Linked DNA regions of Homo sapiens: regions 1 and 3 are each linked to region 2. Evidence: read pairs that join two places in POLR2A ChIA-PET (ENCODE). Cell type or tissue: GM12878. All regions are shown on one strand. Each heading gives the region's core, and the rest is flanking DNA. Links, peaks and the distances in the headings are about the cores only.

Region 1 (4,000 bases), core at 1-4,000, 58 kb before region 2:
GCACATGCCTGTAGTCCCAGCTAGTTTGGAGGCTGAGACAGGAGAATCGCTTGAACCCAGGAGGCAGAGGCTGCAGAGACCCGAGATCACGCCACTGCACTCTAGCCTGGGTGACAGAGTAAGAGACTCCATCTCAAAAAAAAAAAAAGTTTCAAAATCTTTCTTGGCTTAGAACAGCCTAAACTCCATCTCCCACCTTTTTTCTAAGGTGATCTGTTTAGGGTAACTACTCCTGAGGTCTTGTGAGATTGTGAACAATCAAAGACGTTGTAAGACTGTAACCTTTGTATCTCATTTTAATTAGTTAACCCAATTTTTACCACTCTTAATAGGAAAGGGTAGGAATGTCTTACAAGGAAAGGAATAGGTGCACATGTTTTAGGAGGAAAAATCCATTAACCTAGTTAAGCTGTTAACGAATGTAGCTAGTTCTCAAACATGCCAGTTAATGGAGGTTTTCATATGGCTATGCTGATATTATATTACCATTTTGCAATCTTAGACAAATATAGGGTAACCAACGTGTCCTATTTGCCTGAGACTTTCCCAGTTTTAGCACCAAAAATCTTGTGCCCCAAATAAACCCTTTGGTTCTGAGCAAAGAGGATACCTGGTCACTCTAGCCAAATGAGAGCTTAATTCCTTGCTTCTCAAATTGTGGTCCTCCACAGCAGCACAGGCATCACCTGAGAGCTTGTTAGAGGTGCAGAATCTCAGATCCAAACCCCAGACCTACTGAACTTAAATCTGCATTTTTAACAAGACCCTCAAATGACTCATAGGCTTATAAGCATTTGAGAAACACTGCTTTGACTCAATTGGAAAATTCAGAATGCTTCTCAGCAAAATTAAGCGAGTGACCTTTTTGTCTTCCCTTTACTGGATTTTGTCCACCCACACACCCTCGGTTCTGAGTACCCCAGAAATCTCACATTGTCCCCTTAGCTGTCCTTGGTCTCTTACGGTAATCTGCTAATAGGGCCTGCCCCCCTTGAAATGTTTCCTTTTCTCACTCTTGGATTTTCTTCTTTATCTTTCTATCCAAATTCACCTGACCTGAGTCTACTTCTCTCTCGGTAGTCCATTAGAGGACTACGTACCTAATGTAATTAACTAATACAGGCTAATATATTTGTGGTGCCACCCCCCACCCCCCACCCCAGGAAACACATTTTCATTTTAACAGGGATCTTTTAGGAGGAAAATGGAGAAACTAGCAGGAATGGCTATGATGATGAGAATTTCAGGAGTCAATGCAGGTGAAAATCGTGGAAGAGGTAGGCTTCTTAGTACCCCTCAAATCACATCACCATATAATAATTTATTCTATCCAAGAGCAGAGAAAACACTGAGTGAAGTTTAAGATAGTTCCATGTAACTTTGGCTTACTCCCCACAACTTTAGGTGTGATCTGGATGTCACAAGTAAAGATTCATAGCTAATGATTAAAACAAAGAACAGTAAGGAATTCACTACGGATCTGCTGAAGTTATCTATTATCAAGGTTAATCATTATGTTTTATTAAGTAAGAAGTTTGGTTTTCACTAGAGGCTCAAGTCCCAGGGGAAAAAGAAATATGTTCAAATTTCAACTGTGAGAAAATGGCTCAGGGATATAATTTCTCAAAAAGGGCTCTGGCTCCTTCAGTATCCTCTGTTATACTGTAATTAAAGTGAAACCCCCTTTGCAAAATTATGACTGAGACAGTGAAAGAGATCTAACTTAACTGACTCCATCTTGCTTCTAACCTCCAAGCTATCTTTGTTCACTCCTGGGTGTAGGCTGAACTAACTTTGGTAGAAACTTAGTTTATAGTTTATAGTTTAAACAAAGATGGTAACAGCCCTTTCCCAAAGCAGACCTCCTTCTTGCCTGGGGAGTAGATTGCCTTTGTAGGACTAACATTAGCCACAAGATTAGAAATTATGGTTTAGGAGTCATAAAGCTGGATGCTATGAGATTCTGACCCTCCCTAAACTGCTCCTAAGATCAGTGCTTGAGCTATTTTGCAGCCCCTGCACTTGATGGATCAGCTGGCACCACCCAGATCAATAAACTGACTCATCTGATCTTGTGGCCCCCCAACCCAGTGCAAGAAGACAGCTTCAACTCCCTATGGTATCATCCCTGACCAATCAGCACTCCCAGCTCACTGGCTTCCCCCGACCCACCTAGTTATCCTTAAAAACTCTGCTCCCCAGATGCTTGGAGAGACTGATTTGAGTAATGATAAAACTCCGGTCTCCCGCACAGCCAGTTGTGCGTAAATTACTCTCTCTATTGCAATTCCCCTGTCTTGATGAATTGGCTCTATCTACGCAGCAGGCGAGGTAAACCTCTTGGGTGGTTACAAAAGCAAGGGTCCTTTCTTTCCGAGACCAGAAATGCTTGCCTTCCACAGTAGGTACATAAACAGGGCTTTGATTCATAAATTAGTTTTTTTCCTTGTGGCAGGAATTAATTATGCATCCAATTCTCTAACTTTTTTTTTTTTTTAAGACAGAGTCTCTACCAGTAGGGAAATGCTCACCCTCCTCTGTAGTCTACTTTTTTTTTTTTTGAAACAGTCTTTGCTCTGTCACCAAGGCTGGAGTGCAGTGGCACCATCTCTGCTCACTGCAACCTCCGCCTCCCAGGTTCAAGTGATTCTCCTGCCTCAGCCTCCTGAGTAGCCAACACGTCCCTGGCTAATTTTTGTATTTTTAGTAGAGATGGGGTTTCACCATGTTGGGCAGGCTGGTCTCAAACTCCTGAGCTCAAGCCATCCACCCACCTTGGCCTCCCAAAGTGCTGAGCCACCGCACCTGGCCCAATTCTCTAACATCTAATTTTTCAGGACTGACTGCTAGATTAGAGCTTCAAATATGCAATAAGTAAATTATCACTTTGAAAATATTAGAATATAATAGTAAGATAGCCATAGTAATAGACGTTCACATACTACCTGAAAAAGATTTATGCCTCCATTGTTCTTTTTTTTTTTTTTTTTTTGAGATGGAGTCTTGCTATGTCACCCAGGCTGGAGTGCAGTGGTGCAATCTCAGCTCATTGCAACCTCCGCCTCCCAGGTTCAAGCGATTCTCTGCCTCAGCCTCCAGAGTAGCTGGGATTACAGGAATGCGCCACCACATCTGGCTAGTTTTTGTATTTTTAGTAGGGACGGAGTTTCGCTATGTTGGCCAGGCTGGTCTTGAACTCATGACCTCAAGTGATCCGCCTGCCTTGGCCTCCCAAAGTGCTGAGATTACAGGCATAAGCCACCATACCCAGCCCCGTTACCTTTTCAGCATACTTTCACAGGCATATATTGCTGGGTCAAGTGCAGTTAGTAGCAAGGCTACATCAAATCAAAGATGCCCCTTGGTGATTGAGAGGCTCTTTAGGTCATTATAGTGCCCCAGGATGATTGTCATGAACTTGGATTGTCAAAGAACAAGAAATGCACATTAACAGATATTTCCAGGACATCTTTAGAAACCAGTTAGAGTTTATTGTACAACTAGAGACTTAACTCCAAGAAATGAAGTGAGATACATCCCTCTTTGGTAAAATTTTCACCTAAATCAATAGCCATGTGTCTTTAAGGGCATTAAGAATCTGCCGGCCTAGAGTAAAATCAGAAAATCCCACCAACCTTTGACTGATAACGTCACTTCAGCCAGGTGTTCCCGCTTGAAAGCGTCTTTTTCATACTTCAGAACAACACACTCGTATGTGCCCTCGTCAGATGGGCGCAGAGCCAGGATCACAATGGAGAGGTTATTAGTGATATCAAAGATGGTCCGGTTCTTGTACTCGGGCCATATATTCATGTCCCCAGACATCATAGTCAGCACCATTTTCTTCTCCTTTTGCCAGTAGATGCGAGTTTGTGCCAGCTCTTCAACAGAAACATTGTGACCACAGGACAGCGTTGCCACTTCTTTCACTTCCTTGGTCACGTGGATAACACCTATGGAGAGGCAAACAGAACAAGATTGTATATTTATTAAATACAGA
Region 2 (10,778 bases), core at 4,139-8,138:
AGGCAGGAGGATTGCTTGAGCTCAAGAAGTGAGGCTGTGGTGAGCCATTATTACACCACTGCATTTCAGAATTTTGAACATTGATGCCCTGGTCCCTTGCTCATTGTGTACCCAGATCCTAGGCAAATAAAACCATCTGTCTCCACCTTACAATGGGTGAGTAGGACCCCCTTTCTAAAAGAGGGGTGGGAACTAACCAGCACACCCTACCAGTTGAACAATGCCTTCCCCTGGCAAATACTTATTGACCACTGGCTGTGTAGCAAGTACTGTGTTACATACTGGGATATCTCAGTGAGCAAAACAGGCCAGGACTCTGCCCTTCTGAGGCTGACATTCTCCTTGGGGGAGATGGACAGCATACACTGAATATGAATTGTGGCTCTCTCAGTGTCTCCAGGTAGGAGGGTCTCATCCTCACCTTCTAAAATATGTAATCTCACTTTTCAGAAGGACGAGGTTTAGTCCAATAAAACTCTTGCATATCTTGTTTCGCCTTGGCCCTCTCAAGCAGTGTCCCTAGCCCCTGGCCTATCTGAGCTTCAGTTTCTCCACTGGTGAAATGGACATGGCTATTGTAAGTATTAACAGAAGACTAGTGGTTCTAGCATGCGTACGATCACCCGAGGAGCCTGCTGGAACTGCAGAGTCCTGGGCCCAGTTCCAAAGATTCTCATTCTGTGTGTCTGGGGTGGATCCAGCAATCTGTCCCAAGTCAATTGGATGGTTGTGAGGCAGGGGGTTCTGGAAGGGACCACTCTGACCCCGCTTGGAGAGCTCTGTGCTAGATGTTGGATGTGAAAGAAAGTGAAAGTGCTCTCTCAATGTCAGCTGTATTCATGCCATGCACAAGGGCACCCTGGATTAACTATCTCTGGCCACGGTGTGGGTGGCTAGGAAAACAGCCCTCAGTTCTCCTGCTGTAGGGAAAATGATTGACTGATGGCTCCAGCTGCTGTCTTCTGAATCTACCTCTGTCTTTGTGCTGAGGCTGACCTCAGCTAATGACTAAGCAAGATGTGGCTGCTAATGCAGGCTCATTTCTACAAAACACATCTGCTGTCACAAAAGACTTTGGCCTGAGGAGTCCCCATTGGCCTGGTCAGAATATTCTAGAAACTGTGCTGCAGCCTGAGACTCTTCCTATGTAATCCTCTCTTTCCTGCCCATTCTCTTTCACAGGTATCAGATGTTCACCACCATCTAAAGGCGCTTCCTGGCTTCTCTAGTACCTCTTATTCTTTACAGGTGTTAGCTCGATAAATCTCTTGCATATCTTGTCTTACCTTGGCATCTTCTTCTCCGAGGACCTGAACTCATACACTTGGCTTGGTCTCTAATATCAAGACAGCTTTCAGTAGTGACCTCTGCTGTGCACTACTTATTGCCACACCCCTTCCTGGTTGCAGCAGCACTTGAGCAGTGAGATCATGTGCACAAGGGGATGTAAGGGCTAGCCCCTCCAAAATAATTGTATCCTGCGTTCAGCCATGATGACATGGTCCCAGAGCCTCTTCAGGAGTTGTTGCTGTAGAGTATCGTTGCTCAGAGCATGGATTCTGGGGCTGGCTCATCCCGCTTTAAATCCCAGCTCTGCATGACCTCAGGCAAATGACTTAAATTCTCTGTGCCCTACCAGCTGTGTAAAACACAAATGTTTGTATTTAATACAAATTACTTCTATCACAGAGAAGTAATTTGTACTTATCTGTGCTTACTAACTGTGTAATTGTCACAGTTAAGTAATTTGTATACAATTATAATACAAATAAGTAATTTGTTGTACAAATTACTTAACTTCTCTGTGATAATACTCACCTCAGAGAGTTATTGTTTGGAAAAGATGATCCTGGCCCTGCCAGTGGGCTGTCTACCTCACAGCAATGTGTTATGATTTAGGGAGTGGGGGGCAAGTGCCCTGCCCTCTGCCTCTGCCCCATTGACTTGCCTAGAAATAGCTCTTTGTGGTTTCTGCCACTCTTTGGGGTGGAGAGGCCATATGGTGCTGGAACCATCTTGGTTCCAGGCCCGGCTCTGCCACTTCCACCAACGGGATCTCTACAGGTCATTTTCTTTTTCTAATATGCAGTTTCTTTGTGAATTCAGGAAGTTGAACATCTCCAAAGTTGGACTTGACTCCTAGCCCCAAGATTCTACAAAATGATAGTACTCTCCAGAGGAAACTTTTTCTTCCCTTCTTCCCTTTAAATGGACACTTAATATATAGTATTATCTCAGTCTTGTGCTAGGCACTGGGTATTCAAAAATGAAAAGAGAAAGCCTTTGCTCTCAAGTCACTCAGAATCTTCTAGGGAGACACACATGTCCACAGATAATTCCAACACAATGAGGGGTTTCTGGCCACCCAGAGATGCAGGACTTCTGCCTTGGTTATTACTAACATCCTATCACGGGAAGTGGGAGAGGTGCAGGAAATAGTTTCCTGATCATGTTTGGCTCAAAGAGGGACAGTGTGTTTCAATGCACTCTGGTTAACAAAAAAGAAAGTGTATTTATTTTCATTGAGAAGAAGAAACCGAAAACTCTGGCATTTAAATAAATAAAGAAGAATTTATTTTTCCTTTTCAGGTCATGAGGCTAGTTAATGATTAGTGAAATCCACGTGGGTGTTTTCTGAGAGGCTGGGTTATATGATCTCTTTGGCTTTAGGGAATTACTCCATACCAGCTCTGAGATTTCCAGCTCAGCGATGCCCCCAGGTCCCTGGGAGAGCTGCTTCTGGGTGGGGGGCCTCATTTTGTGGCTCAGCGTTGGAAGTTCAGGTAAGCCAGGGCTCAGGCCTTGGGAGGAACTTATTTCAGTCAGTGATCATATTTCTCCAACTACTTATGCAGTACTAACTTTTGGAAGATCCCCTAAAAGCCTTTTGCCTCTTCTGAGGTGAATTTAAAACAGTAGGGGAAAAAAACCCCTTTTATCATAATCGGAATGATGGTAAACAGGTCACAAAACCTGAACTTTCCCTGGTTATCCGACTCATTTTTCTAAAGCCCACATAAAAAAACCCTTTCTCACCTTGCACAAGCCAGGACCAACTGTAAGAAAATAAAATTTGGTTAATTCTAAGATATTCATTTTTCACCCCATAAATATCCACCATTCCAAGATATATTTAATTTTAAAATTTAGGTTTTCCAAACTAATAATGATTTTGTCACTGAGATTGTTAGATGTCCTTTCTAATCCAGCAACCTAACTCAAGTGGTTTGTCATCCTGGCTGGGTGATGGGAACTAGTCCCTGCTAACCTCAGATGCCCCTGGGAAAACTTCCCTCAGATGCCAATTTGCATTTACCTTTCCCCCAGTAAAGAACTGACCCACTGATCCCTCTTGCCTAACAGAAAATTAACCTGCTCTACTTTGGGTTCTCAGAAGTTCTCAGAAGACTCCTTCTCACTATGGTGAGGTCACCCTTAGAAAAATCCCCTCCCTCTACTCACAATAGCAGGCTGCTTTTCTGTCTTCTCCGCTGGACATTTAATTCTCATTCCCTGGCTCTAGAATATGTCATTGCTTCTGCCTGGGGTTGCTCACATCACCTTTGGATTGATTTCTGTTCTTTGCATCTTTCAAGGGGGCTTCTGTATTCCTATCTCCCTTGTACTCATTCTTTTTCTGCTCAGCACCCCTCCCTGCTACAAAGTTCCACTGGGTGACTGCATGCTCTCCTTGCACTCATGGGTGGTTTTTCAGAGGTGCTGTTGAGCTCTGTATGTGCTTTCTCCTACCTCAATTAGTTGTCCCTAAAAGGTGAGGATTTGAGGCTTCTGTCTCTTTTAGCATAGTTAGTGCTGTGCTCTGTATAGAGCAGATGTCCAGTGAATATTGCAGACATTGATGCTTAGAGGAGGCAATGGGCTGAGCTGATGGGGAATAGGCTCTGTCTGGGTCGGGCTAACCCAGACTGGAATCCTGGCTCTGTTTCTTTGTAGCTATGTGACCTTGAGGAAGTGGCTTTCTTTACCTGTAGCTAGAGATGATCCTTACCAGATAGGAATGCTGTAAGGACTGAATGGGATCATCTGTGCACAGGGCCTGACTTTTGCAGTTGCTTATTCCTTTGTGATTTTATTATTAGCAAATTGTTGTCTAGGCTGATGGAAGTGGAGGGAACAGGGCTGTCATGAGCCACCTTGGAGAGAAGGTGGGAGGTATCACCTAGGAGAGCTGTGGGTCCCGTTCTGAGAAGTGGGCTTGGCAGGCCCACTTTGTCCCTGCTCAGGAGCCCCAGGCCTCCTTAGGGGCTGGAAGGCATTTGCTAGTTGTCCTGATTTGAAGGTTGAGGAGTGGGAGGACTATAGCAAATTGGCATCAAACTCTTTTTGGAAGCTCATCTGTCGGTAAGCCTGGGGCCTCTGTCACACAGATAAGAGAAGCTCAGAAATTCTGAACCAGATAGCAGGGTTAGGGTCAGCGCAGAAGCTGATCAGGTTCCAGCCACATATGTGGGAATCATTCTAGATGCTCTGGGCAGGAAGTGGGCTTATAATAACATGTTAGCAGGGCCTGGGTATTTCCTTGCCTGGTCTTCTTGCCTTTGTTTGTCTCTGGTGTCTTTCTTTTCACACTTACCCAGTGAGGCATTCTCTATTTCCCATCCGCTTCTCTTCCTTTCCCACCTTAACTGAGTGTTTCACTGTCAACAGCAACAATATTTATTAAGTTAATGTTCCTTATTCTTACTTTTAGTAGTGCTGTCTCAGAAATTAAGTGAGTTGATGGATAGGCAGAGATAGAAGTGTGTGTGCGTGTGTGTGTGTGTGTGGCTGGGAGGGATAGAAATATGCCAAAGGGAAAAGGAAAAAGGATGTAATTGACTTCAGACAGCCTAGATGAAGTAGGTGGACAGAAAGAAGATGCCGGATGCAGAGAGCTCAAGGTAAAGGAAAGGAAGAGCTCAAATGATCGGGAGGGAGGAGGTTCAGGAGGTATCCAGGTGCCTGCTGTCACACAAGGGCAGTAGCTGACCCACATGGGCCTCTTGGAAGTTCAGCCTCCACTCACTTTCCTGGCTGTGTACCCACACAATCTTTCATGACAACCCCAGTCACACCTAGTTTTTCCTTGGACTGTGGAGCTTTAGATTGTTGAGCTCCTTGATCAACCTGGCCCTTGAGCTTCCAGGCTGGCTCAGGCGTCCTCTCCTCCAGGTGGATGCACAAGTCTTCCTCCATCTGGGGTAGGTGGTCTTTCTTTGTGTTCTCTCAGTACCTATGTTTCCTGGTCACAGATCTTACATCCCTATTTGCTGTGGGGCCTGCTTATTTTCCCTTTCTCCGCTAGACTTTGAGCTCCCAAAGGGCAGTTATGGCTGGCGTCTTCTTCATCCTTGAATCCCCAGAGCCTCACCCAGGCCCAGGCACACAGGACACATTCAATAAGCCAAAAGCCTTGGTAACTGAGAAGAAAGAAATTGAGCGGGCTGCAGTCCTCATCTCTACTTCCTGACGTTAGGCAGATTGATTAAATGACACTCATCCTGAAACAATTCAGCCAAAGAAGGGTTCCAGAGGGTGGCCCATTTCAGAGACACTCCTGGCTGCTGATGCCTCAATCCACAGGTCATCTGATAGCACAGCTCTGTCTGTGGGGAGCCCAGGGCTCAAGGGGGTGGCAGGAAGTTCAGTGGCCCATAGTGCTGAGCTGGTGGCAGAAGCAGCCTGTGACACCAGCCTCTGTAAGGCCAGCCTGGGCCTGAAGGTGGTGCTGCACCCTGCATGCGTGGCAGAGCCACCCTCAAGTCAGCTATTGGGAGGGGGCCTCCGCCCTCCTCCCCTCCTGCAGTGTCTTCCCGAGGAGCCTGGAGGAGGGTGCCTGCTTCCCGACACATGCACCGATGGCTCCTCTGTCATCTCCACATTTGATAACAAAGTGTCTGATGTGGTTTTGTGCCAACTCTGTCACTGCCAGAACACCCTTCCCTTCTTGGTCCAGGCCACAGAATCAAAACTGTTTTAGCAAAATAACACTTCTACGAAACAAAAGCCCATGGGGGATACCGATCTACAGAACACACCTGAGACAGGTGCAGGTGGGAGTGCAGAGTAGCACATTTCCAGCATTTGCAGATCACAGAGGCCACCCATGGGAACCATGAGCAGCCCAGGCGGGTGAAGGGAGCTCTGTCATATATGCCTGAGAGTCACTTTCCATTATGGAAACATGGGTGTTACCAGGCCTTACTCACCCTTCTCTAACACTTCTTCAGTGTCAAAGACTCAAGAATAGAAAACTATAGGCTATTTTCAGACTCAGACAAGCCAGTATTTCATTCTGCACCCCTCATTTCTATTGTTTATAAATCTCTGGTCAGCCTGGCCAGATACTCATGTGTCACTGTTCTTTGGTTGGAGTGGTGGCTAGGTAGAGGCAGTATCTGAATATGCTTCCCTATTTATCAGCTTCAAATACTGGCAATTTTCTTCTCTCCCTTTTCAAACTTTATAACTTTTATCCCATTGCATTGTCTTGTTTCAGTGGTTAGGACTAGGTCCTCTAGCACAATATTTAATAGAAGCAGTGATAGCAGACATTTCTTATCTGTTCCCTGTTCTAAATGGAATACTTCTAATATTTCCCAGTAAATCTAATCCTTACTGTAGGCTTTTAGGAGATATCCTTTCTTATGTTAAAGAGGGTTGAATTTTGTCAAGTGTTCTTTTTTTCTGCTCATCCGTTGAGATGAGCATATGGTTTTTCTTCTTTAGTTTGTTCATACGTGAATTATATTAATACTTTTTTTAATGTTAAAACAGCCTTTAATTCTTTGCAAAGAATTGGCCCAGCAAACCTTGCTGGGCCATGATGTACTTTGTGGTCTTGTTATCCTGGATGGATTTAGATTTGCTGATATTTTATCTTAGATTTCTGTTTATGTTTATAAATGAAAGTAGCCTTTAGTTTTTCCTTCTCCCCTGTCCTTTGCACTTTTGGTACTTCGGATATTCTCATAGAATGAACTGGAATCCTGTCTCCCATTTTCTATTCCTGGAACAGCATGTGTAAGCTAGGGATCAATAGAATTCCTCTGTGAAACTCTCAGGCCTCTTAGACTTTTCTGAGGGATAGTTTTGAAACTAGTGTTTCAATTCCTTTATGCTATAGTTTTACATTTGATTTTCTGTTTTTCCTTTCTTGACTAAGTTTTGGTAAGTTACGTTTTTCTAGGAAATGATCCATTTTCTAGCAAAATATCAGTATTTTCAGTTTTGGGGTGGATATAAACTTTTTTATGGTGTAAGGAAATCTACTGTCTGTATTTATATACCTTTTTTATTCCTGATATTGTTTACTTTTAACTTCCCTTTGTTCTGTTACTCTGTCTTATCAAAAGTACATCTAGCTCATTATTCTTTTCAAAGAGCCAGTTTTGGGTACTGGCTCTTTGTGTGTGACAGGTACTATTTTAGGCAGTAGAGTGAACAAAATGGATTTTAAAAATCCCTGCTTTGTTCAAAAGTACATTCTAATGTGGACTGACCACTAATAGAAAATAAGTATAATAACTTGGCAAATTCCATAGTAGATTAGAAGGTGATGATTGCTAACAAATAAATAGACCAGGGTAAGGATGATTGAGAGAAATGAAGTGAGGAACACAAGCAGGTTACAACTGAAATAGGATGTGAGAGTAGACAAGAGAGCACTTGACAAGCAAAGACTTGAAGGAGGGGAAGGAACTGCCATGTAGATACATAAGGGAAATGCATTCCAGGCAGAAGGAACAGCCGGGCAAAGACCCTCAGGCAGGAAGCCATCTAGAGTGAGGAAGGGCAAGGAGAACTACTGGCTGCAATAGTGAGTGATTGTAGCATAAGGCAAAGGACTCTTGGAGTGGGGTGGATTAGCTCAGTTAGGGCCTTACAGTCCATTGTTAGGACTTCAGGTTTCAATCTGAGAGAAAAGGCTTGGAGACTTTTGCACAGAGATGTAACATGACTTGACTGACTTAAAAAAAAAAATCGTGACTGCTGTGTTGCAAATAGACTGAAGGGGCCAAAAGAGAGGGCAAGAAATGCAGTTGCAGGCTATGGCAGTGGCTGTGAGAGATGATGGTGGCTTAGGCCAAGGTGGTGAGAAGGGTTAGATTCTGAATATTTCATTCTGATGGTCAAGCCAACAGAACTTACCAATTGTATGTGGGATGTGAGAGATAGGAAAGAGTCAAAGATATCCCAGGCAACTTTGCAAAGCCTGAGAAATTGTAATGACTAAGTTGCTACCAATGTTGCTCATATTTCCTTATTTTCTATTTCTTCAATTTCAACTATTACCTTTATATTTCTTTCCCTATATTTTATTTGGAATTACTGTGGTATTCTTTTCTGAGTTAAAATATTAGCTTATCTAATCTAAGTCTTTCCCTTCTCCCCTCCCCCACCAACATTTGCATGTAAGTTACACATTTTTCCCTATTAAAAGGTAAACTTAGGCACATTAAAATTTTAAATAGTTTATTTGAACAAACAGTGATTTATGGTTTGGGCTGCTTCACACTGCAAGTGGCTCAGGGCTCCACCAAAGGGATGTGAAGAATAAATTTTATAAGGTGCCTATGAATGAAGCAAGGCAAAGAAAATATTTGATTGATTAAAGTGGAGCAGTACCTTAAGGTCCCTAGTCAGAGGTTAGTTGGAAGCTTCTGAGTGGTAAAGCTTAAGCCTCAGTTTCCTAGGACACAGCTCTTCACTATGAGTTGGGGTGTGGTGAGCTTCTGTAGGAACTCAACCACTAGAGCTTCCTCAGTCTAATGGCTTCCCAAAGAATTATTTTAACAACCCAAGTGCTGTTTTAGCCACTCTTTGCAAGTTTTGATATGTGCTGGTTTTATTGTCGTTTAGTTTTTAATATTCTGTACTTTTCATTGTGATTATTCTTTAACCCATACATTCCTTAAAAGGTTAAAAGGGTGTTTTTCTGTTGGTAGGAGTGTAAATTAGTATAGCCACTATGGAGAATACGATGGAGGCTCCTCAGAAAACTAAAGATAGAACTTCCATATGATCCAGCAATTCCACTACTGGGTATATATCCAAAAGAAAGGAAAGGAAGTCAGTATATCAAAGAGATATCTGCACTCTCACGTTTATTTCAGCACTGTTCACAATAGCCAAGATATAGAACCAACCTAAGAGCCCATCAACTAATGAATGAATAAAAAAAAAGAAGATGTGGTATACATACACAAAGGAATACTATTCAGCCTTTAAAAAGAAGGAAATCCTGCCATTTGCAGCAACATGGATGGAACTGGAGGCCATTATGTTAAGTGAAATAAGCCAAGCACAGGAAGACAAATATCACATTTTCACACATATGTAGGAGCTAAAAAAGTGGATTCATGATGATAGAGAGTAGTAGATTGTGGCTCTCAGAGGCTGAGAAGGGGGAAGGAGTTGGGAATGAAGGGGAGAAAAGAATATACATGTATTTATTACCACTGAACTGTACACTTAAAAAAGGTAAAGATGATAATTTATATTCTTTTACCTGAATATAAAAAATTTTTAAAAATCTTGAACAAGCTTCAGCAATATGTGTCCATGAGGAATTGTGCCAAGGAGTTTCTCTTTGTAATGGGCTGGTAAAAATACCACAGGCACATGGGATGGGCTTGTCCTATTGTAAAAAAATGGAGGGGGTGTTTTTACATGTCCAAATGTATATTAAAATAATTTTTGTTATTGATTTCTAGTTTTATTACATTTTATTTAGATGATATTGATTCTTTGGTGATTATTTGGGCCTGCTTTGTGACATATTATGCTCATTTAAAAGGACTCAAACTCTCTGATGGATGCAGGCTGCCCTATATGAACAATAGAGCAGAGTGACTCATTAATGTGGTTTGCATCTCATGCTGAAACACAGTCTTTTCATCTTTTCTTTAAAGAGCCAAATGCTGGGGGAGGCTGATAAAATGATGGAGTCAGGCATTAGCTCTCTCATGTGCTGTGGGAGTTCAAGCCACAGGCTGAAGAGCTTAGGGCCGGCACTCTCAGAGTGGGCTTCATCCCAGGAGCCTCCAAACCTGCCTGCTTGGTCTGCCTCTGCAAGGGGATTGAGGACAAAGTCTGGGGCTCAGAAGCAGTGATGGGGAAACCTCTAGTCTACCACAGCGATGCTCCAGAAGGCCTCATGGCTTGAGGTATTCTCCACAGGTGGGGTTCCCACAATTCACTCATAGCACCATATCCCAGAGCATCCCAGATCCACACTCCTGTTGTATATGAGCTCCCAGTTACCTCTGATAGAAGATAATCACTCCAGAAATCTAAAGTTACTGTCTTCCTCAACAAAGGGGCTCACACAAACCGAAGTCTGCAATCTGGATGTCTCCTCTGAACCTCTGATTCTGTGAATCACTTTGTCTGGTGGCAGCAATGCTGTGTGGGACTGTGTTCTGCGGGTCAGCATGTACCCTGCTGCTCCTGCCAGTCTCCCTTTGGGATGCATGGAAGTCAGGGACCACACCTCTGCATCACAGAAGTGGGGATCGGGGTGTGATGCTGGGTGCTGAAAATGGGCCAGATTTTCAGCTCCCTGGGAAGCAGGAGTTTCATGTTGCCTTTTCTGTTCAGTGTTTTTTAAAGGCCTGCAGTTACCTTTGCCAGAGAATTTCCATTGTAAAGGTATCTATTGCAAGGTGCTGTGAAGTAGGTGAGACTTGTCAAGGCTCTTCTCTGTCATCTATCTAGGCTATGGGCTGGGCACTGGAAGGCTATGGCAGGGCTCTTGACTGCTCATAAGGACAAGA
Region 3 (7,838 bases), core at 2,162-6,161, 64 kb after region 2:
TTATCAGAAAAAATCCTAACAGTGAAAGCTGGAAAACCCCCTGAAGGCCTTTATTAAGTCACACTGCAAATATCATTATGTATTTATTTGACATCCATTTAACAAAAGTAGCTATGTAAAGTGGCTTTTTGAATTCTAAGCTGGCTTTCCCCTGCATATATCTGGATCTGGTAATAGTAAACAAATAATAATACATTGCCCAGATCATCATCCCACCCACTCCGGTGCTTCCAAATTATAATTCCCACCTATTAAACACCCATGAAGTGCCAAACCTAGATTAGGCATTTTATACACTTATAAGTTAGTTGTGACAACAATCCTTCAAAATAAATATTATTCTCCTTCTAGATCTGGAAGAAACTGAGGCTCAGAGAGGTAACAAGCTCCCACAGATGGTCTAAGTGGCAGAGCCAGGATTTGAACCCAAGTCTGTCAAACTTAATACTCTGTCCCAAGGGGTTTGCCAGTAAGTGGAAGTACAGTACTAGATCCATGACTCCCAACTCCACACTTCTATGAAGTCTGACAATTTTCAAGGAACTTCTGGTTGAACCTAGGAATCTACTTTGGGCTGCCAAGAGATAAAGCTGGAGTATGCAAACATTAGGCTAAGAAATGTTAGTTGGGCACAGTGGCTTACGCCTATAATCGCAGCACTTTGGGAGGCTGAGGCGGGTGGATCACCTGAGTGAGGCTGGAGTTCGAGACCAGCCTGGCCAACATGGTGGAAACCCTGTCTCTACTAAAAGTATAAAAATTAGCTGGGCGTGGTGGCGGGCACCTGTAGTCTCAGCTACTGGGGAGGCTGAGGCACAAGAATCTCTTGAACCTGGGAGTCAGAGGCTGTGGTGAGCCAAAATTGTGCCACTGCATTCTAGCCTGGGTGACAGAGCAAGATTCTGTCAAAAAAAAAAAAAAAAGGAAGGAGAAGAAAGAAGGAAAGAAGGAAGGAAGGAAGGAAGGAAGGAAGGAAAGAAAGAAAGAAAGAAAGAAAGAAAGAAAGAAAGAAAGAAAGAAAGAAAGAAAGAAAGAAAGAAAGAAAGAAAAAGAAATGTGACTCTCTGGATTCCAAATGACTCCTTGATTCTTCCTCCCTGCTGCTGGGTTAGCACTTACTCCCATTACTCCTATCGCCCCTGAAGTACAGGCGGGGTGCTCAGTAACCTCCCAGAACTAATCAAGGACTCAATTCATAAGGACTTTTACTATACTGCTATAACTTGATGAAAATTTATGAGAAATTCAAAATTGTCAAATATGGTGAGAAGGAGATGTTTTCACTCAACAAATATTTATTGAGTGCCTTTTATGAGCTAAGCCCTTGGGCATCAAAGATCCTCAAGAGAAACTTTCACCCTGTTAGGGTAAAGAGACCTCAAAAAACAAAGGCAGTTCAGTATGTGAAGCACAACAACCAAGTTAACTTTGAAGGATGGTGGCAGCCTAGAAGGAAGGGTGGCATCAGGGAGGGAAGATGCAAAGAAGGGCTGGCCTCTAATTTGAGGTTTAGGGGTTGAATTCACCAGGCAGGTAGAGGGAGAATAGCATTTCTAGTGGGGAGAACAGCATTTCTAGTGGTGAGAACAGCAGAAGCACGGGCACAGAGGCATGAAAATGCATGGCATGTTGAAGGAAGCCAGTTTTTTCTTAACCTCATTAAAATCATCTGACCAACAAATATATACCTTATTTCCTCCTTTCTAAGTTAAGAGGAAAAAAATCAGTAAAGAGCTAGAGTATTTGGAGAAGAAATGTCACTGAGGTCACTCCATGGACATGATTTGGACCCCTGACATCATTTTAACAGTGGGGTTTGGGGATTTCCATATACTGTTTTTACATCACTTGCCTGCCTCCCAAACAACCCCCCTACTTTAACAAGCAGCAGCTGCTCATCCTTCTATCACAGACATGCAGCCCCTGAGCTTCCAGAGTAGCTGTCCCTGCCAGCTGTAAGCAGGGAAGTCAGAAGCATAGAAATGAAGAAGCAACCAAAGCTCTGCCCAAGATACAATTTCAAAGCAGCTCATCTTTCTTAGGAGACCTGCCAAATAGGTTGGCCCTGACCCATTAAAGAGACAGGCAGACCCATTAACTCTATGGTTCACTTGTCCTGCTGTCCAGACTGCACTCAGCCTGCTTTCCTGTCAATCCACATATGTGCTATCTCAGCAGAGGGGACTAACATTTATCAAGCAGCTATTGTTTTATGTTATCTTACTATACCTATTTTTTGTTTTAATAGAAGCAGCAGGCTCAGAGAGGCTAAGGAACTTGCCCAAGGTCACAAAGCTAGTCAGTATGTGAATAAGGATTAAAGCCTAGGTCAGTGTGTCTCTGAATTGTATATTCTCTACAGTATATTAATAACATCCTACCAGGTACTTTTGGGAGTTTACATGTGTGCATATACAAGCTCATCTATTGCTGCTGGAAATTTGAGTACATTGCCAGGGTGGCATACGTGTCAGAGAATCATGGGTGCATGTAATAGTGACATTACACTGCAGTAATAGTGGCCTGCAGTAATAGTGACATTGATGCCCACAGGATAGGACCTGTGATCAGAACACAACAATGAAAAGTTGTGTCTTGTGTAAGTCCAGATTTGATAGAAAAGGAAAGAAAAAATGTATTGTCTGTCAAAATGGTATGTTCTTATAAGGAAATACACAAACATGAAGGCAGAACACAATAAAAAACAACTGGGAAAGAAAAAAGGAAAGAAACATAAGTTTTCTCATTTGTTGAGCTGATTCAATTCAATAGGCATTTATTCAGGACAGACTATGTGTTCCAAGAACAGGGGATATAAAGATGAATAAGACAATTATCACTTCAAGAAACTTTCAGTCTATCCCGGATACTGACTCAGAAACTGTAATCCAATAAAATAAGTGTACTTAGGATTCAAAGAAAAAACACTTATGAGGGAGCAAATAATTCAATCCATAGGGACTTTTACTATACTGCTATAACCTAACTAAAATTCATGAGGTTGGGGGCGTGATGGCTTATGTCTATAATCCTAGTATTCTGGGAGGCTGAGATGGGAGGATCACTTGTGCCCAGGAGTTTGAGACCAGCCTAGGCAACATAGTGAGACCACTGTCTCTTAAAAAAATATTTTTTTCCACGAGAAAACATCACAGGGAAGGTGACTTTTAATCTGGTCTAAAAAGATGAGTAGGTTTTCCCCAGCTAGAGGAGGGCATTCCAGGAAGAAAGAACAGATTGTAAAGTCAGTCCCAGAAGTAAAACAAAATACGTGGCATATTCTGGTAACAGAGAACAGCTTGTTGTAGGTGAATCAAAAGGAGCAGCAGACAAGAGGCAGGCGAGGCAGGCGGGGGCCATCTTATGAAGTCACCAGAGTCAACAAGTGTGGTCATGAACTCAGCCTGGTCTTCAAACTGTTTGTTACTTGTCCATGCTGGTTCATGCTGGGGTAAGGACAGAAATTGTGACTTTAGACATTTTTTATAGCAATTTCACAGAGAAACTATGGCCTTTGAACTAACAAAAATTCTGGGTTTGTATAGCATATTTTTAAATCTATATGGGTTTATTTCATTTTCCTAGTGTTGGGTCTGTGATGAATTGAGGGGAAAAAAGCTGGTTCTTCACCACATACAGTTTGAGAAACACTGAGCTTGGGGTTAACACTTTCCTAGTATAGATACTAAAATAGAACAGAGGCATAATTTTATGCTCTGGACACATAGTGTCAAGTTGAACTTAAGCAGACACTATTGGTTGTCTTCCATAGCCATTTCCCCTTTTTCTTCAGTTTATGCAAATCTAATTTTGCTTGGGTAATATGTTAAGGAAGGTGGGCTTTTCCCCAAGTTGCCAGAGCCTGAACTAAGATTGGTTGAAGCCAAGCACAATATCTCATTCCCCTTGATAGCGACTGGCACAAAAGTAGACCTGTGAGCAATGAGATGTAAGAGGAAGTACGTGGGGGAGCTTCTGGGAAAAAGTATACTCCCTGGTAGATAGCAGGCCTACCTTTCATCCAGGCTTGAATAGTTGCGTGACGATGTAATGCTTGAAGTTACCATAGTCATGAGATAGGATATGCCTAAGGATGAGAAGGGTAAAGAGCAGAAAAATAGAACAAGCCTAGGTTTTTTTGTTTGCTTGCTTTTTTAAGACAGGGCCTTGCTCTGTCAGCCAGGCTGGAATGCAGCGGCACAATCACGGCTCACTGCAGCCTCAGTCCTCTGGGTTCAAGCGATCTTCTCACCCCAGCCTCCCAAGTAACTGAACTACAGGCATGTACCACCATGCCGAGCTAATGTTTTTATTTTCTGTAGAGACAGGTTCTCACTATGTTGCCCAGGCCAGTCTTGAACTCCAGGATTCAAGCAATCCTCTGGCCTCAGTCTCCCAAAGTGCTGGGATTACAGGCATGAGCCACCACACCCAGCCAAGACTAAGTTCTTGAAAGCACCACTGAGCCACTATCTCAAACCAGGAGCTTTTAATTTCCAAACTTCCTAACAGGGAGGTAAATTACTTTTCTGTATTGCTTGTGTCAGTGTAGTTGGGTATTCTACTGCTTCCAGTTGAAAGCATCCTAATTCAGATCTCACTAAGGACAACTCTTCAGGGAACAGTTCTCTGAACATCTGCTAATTGTCACATTCTATAAAAACTGAACATCAGAATTATTTTGCTCTACCAATAATTTTCTTTCTAAAGTTTGAGCAAACTATGAGAGGAATTCCTCCATAAACTCAATTTGACTGTTCAGGGTGACCTGTTAGGTGAACAAGATGGTGTAGTGGAAATCTGGTTGTCTATTCAATATCCATTTACCTCTTCCTCAATTGTGACGGAATTTGTTTTGTCCAGATATCAAACCTGCACATGGATCTAAGCAGGGGTGGGATGAAGGGGGCGGATCTTGTGTAAGCCAATCAGCATAAGGTATTCTGTTGATAACTATTACTGGTCCATAAAAATACATATAACCTAATTTGGCTCAATCAGACCTTTAAAAAGGGGACTAAGAGTCCATGCCCAGGGAATGGTTTCTCTCTCTTCCGCTGGACTTTAACAAGCAAGCACATGACGGGCTTCATCAGTCCTGGACGAGAAAGCTGAGATGAAAATAACTTGAGTCTTGGATGAAATCAGTGACCCTATGATATCATCACATCTAGAGCTGACTCTAACTGGACTTCCAGCTATGTGAGTTTTCCTTATGAGGATTTTCTATTACTTGCTATCAAAAGCACCATAATTGACATAGATGGAATATCTAGCAGTTTTTAATACCTAAAGAAATAAACGCTGGGCATAATCACACATGCACTGTTTAGGAAAGCATCTTGGAATATCCACCATACCACTGAGCATTCAACTTTATATTTCTACGGTTTATATACATATATCCACTAGACTATAAGCTCTTTGAGGGTAGAGTCTATGTCTTACTACTCTTTACTACTCTGTATAGTTGGCATATAGTATGTCCTCAGTAAGTGATGAATCAAATAGCCTCTCATCTTGAAAAACGTGTCTGATTCACACATGAATTATCAACACTAGGGCTGTTCCCTGCAAATAATAGACCTTCACTAAGTATGCATTAAGTGAATTTATAACTACAAATACATGATGTTTATACTGGATAACTAGTACACCAAAGAACACCGGGCTTCAACTTACCTCGCAGGTTACCAGCTATTGGATCAGGGTGATTTCCTTATCCTCTCCAAGCACCTATACTCACCTGTAAAATAAGGACCATGGTTTTTCCATCACATCATAGGTCATATTAGACCTATGAAAGACATAGTATTCCCAAGATAGGCCTTACTTAAGGATATGATCCTGTTTTCATCAACCTTCAAGTCAAACATTTCAAGGTTAGACAAACGGGGGACTAGAGAGAATAGTGTGAATATATCCGTATTGAGTTGTCATTATTGTGAAGAGCAAGGGCTTAGCAAAGAGGTGCATTAGAATGTGGTTGTTACCCACTAGGAGGCCAAGTTCTTCACTTTTCAAGTGACTGTGGTGATATCTCTTTTCATTATTACCGAAATGCTGTACCTCATCTTTGGGAAGACTTAAGCACTAGGAAAGGGTGGGCAGAGGGTCTTGTGAGATGTACTTTTAAGTGTTGCAGAGGCCAAAAAGGGTGCTTTCAGTTCCCTTACAAATCAGGCAAGCATACCAAACTGGCAAAAGTTTAAAAAAATTGTGTTGCTCAGAGATTAATCAGTGCTCTCAGACACTAAGGTGTAAATGGATATATTTTTTCTAGAGATCACTTGGGGGCAGTCCTCACTCAAAGCCTTGAAAACACGCATGGCCTCTGGCCCATCCTTAGCTGAAGTGATTAGTAAAGGACACTTGTAAAGACTTTCCATAAGGAGACTTCTATTGCAGTGTTATCAGAGTAGCCAAAAAAAAAAAAAGAAAGTAAAAGGTGTACACACACACACACACACACACACACACACACACACACACAGAGAGAGAGAGACAGAGGTGAGAATGTCATCGAAGAGAGGTCCTATTGTAGACTGATGGGATTTCAGATTTCTTCCTTATTATGTTTCCATTAAACCAACCAACAAAATAAAACAAACAAAAATTCGGAATTTAGGTTATCTGACATATATCCTGTTCCAGACTGAGACCCAATTCCTAGAACGGCATCTGACATACAGAAGGCACTCTATATGAAGTATTTGTTTAATGAATGAATGTCCAAATGCGCAAAAAGAAAAAATAGGGTATTGGTTAAATTATGGTTAAGTCACAGATGAATTTATACATAGTCAATACAAATGACACCACAGACCTATACTCACTGATGGTAAAATACCTTAGGGGCAAAACATGATAATGTTATAACCTCATTAAAAATATGTAGCATAGAAAAAAAATTTTATTTTGTTTTAAAAAATGTATAAAGGCATAGGAAAAGTCTAGACTAGTATATATCAGAAATTAACAATGGGTGATAAGGTTATCGATTTTTTTGTTTTCTTTTTTGCAGTTCCAGGACATATTCAAGCAGAGTTTGGATAACCACCTGCCAAAGATCTGTATTGGGTGGGAAGTTGGTTCATACCTGTCTTAATTGTCCAAGATTCTATTCTTCACCTAGATTATCTCTGTAAATCATGAAGTGCTTACTAAAAGTATTATATCCAAATGAATATTCAAGTAAAAATATAAACAATAAAATAATAGAGAATGCTAATAACAGTGCTAAATACTGTGTATACATCATTTTTAATTAGTACTGACAATCTCGTAAGTTAGGTATTACTTCTATACCTTTTTTTTTTTTTCAGCTGAGAAAAACAGACCCAAAGAAGCTATGCCTTGCTTGAGGTCACATAGCCAGCTATTGAACCTAAGTCTGTCATACATCAAAGCCATGCTCTTAATGAATTAGGAAAGAATCTTAAGGAATCATCTGATTCAGCTCCTTATTTTATAAAGGAGGGACTTTTCCCATCACACAATGATACATGAACATTATACATCCTCTTAATTATGTTCTCAGTATCTTTTGTTCTTGAGATTTTAGACTCAATGTACTTACAAGCAGAATATGATCATACTTCATTAGCCCATCAGCAGCTACGAGGATGACAAGGTTGCTATACTAAGGAAATCACACTCTGTTCAACTCCAGGCATCACCATGGCATAGCACTGAGCTGTTTGATTAGTGACATTTAATACCAATTCAGTCTCTAGCCTAATTAATTTCTAATTAATTCTAATTTCTAATTAGTTTCTAATTAATAAGAGACAACTGTCTACCCTGTAGGCACGAAACTTAAGATCCTAGTCTATTTT

What was found. ChIA-PET counts read pairs that join two places held together with the same protein. Peaks named below come from ENCODE experiments on the same cell type or tissue, not always from the same donor. Only the 100,000 strongest peaks of a DNase experiment are listed, where the experiment ranks them.
Region 1: POLR2A ChIA-PET joins it to region 2 with 8 read pairs; 3 of 35 experiments call an interaction of 5 or more read pairs at or near these places.
Region 3: POLR2A ChIA-PET joins it to region 2 with 9 read pairs; 4 of 35 experiments call an interaction of 5 or more read pairs at or near these places.

What each region holds. Positions count from the first base shown.
Region 1 is chr3:119,540,915-119,544,914 of GRCh38, forward strand. It overlaps CD80 (CD80 molecule), which reads right to left. Exons shown (of 7, transcript NM_005191.4): 3 at 3,636-3,953. Among named protein-coding and RNA genes, the nearest start is that of CD80, 17 kb to the right of the region's middle. In GM12878, for the core only: no CTCF peak of the experiment used is centred there; no DNase peak of the experiment used is centred there; H3K4me3 peaks cover 766 bases; H3K27ac peaks cover 1,437 bases.
Region 2 is chr3:119,595,204-119,605,981 of GRCh38, forward strand. PLA1A (phospholipase A1 member A) reads left to right here and starts at 2,682. Exons shown (of 11, transcript NM_015900.4): 1 at 2,682-2,783. The coding sequence starts at 2,711. RefSeq lists enhancers at 3,361-3,550, 5,379-5,518, 5,699-6,198. In GM12878, for the core only: a CTCF peak has its summit at 5,723 (motif pointing right); a DNase peak (open chromatin) is centred at 5,678; H3K4me3 peaks cover 1,342 bases; H3K27ac peaks cover 3,948 bases.
Region 3 is chr3:119,661,237-119,669,074 of GRCh38, forward strand. It overlaps LOC105374063 (a long non-coding RNA gene), which reads left to right and starts at 5,034. Exons shown (of 2, transcript XR_924390.3): 1 at 5,034-5,202; 2 at 7,025-7,838. It also overlaps a transcript of COX17 not described here. RefSeq lists an enhancer at 1,608-1,657. In GM12878, for the core only: no CTCF peak of the experiment used is centred there; a DNase peak (open chromatin) is centred at 3,834; H3K27ac peaks cover 1,750 bases.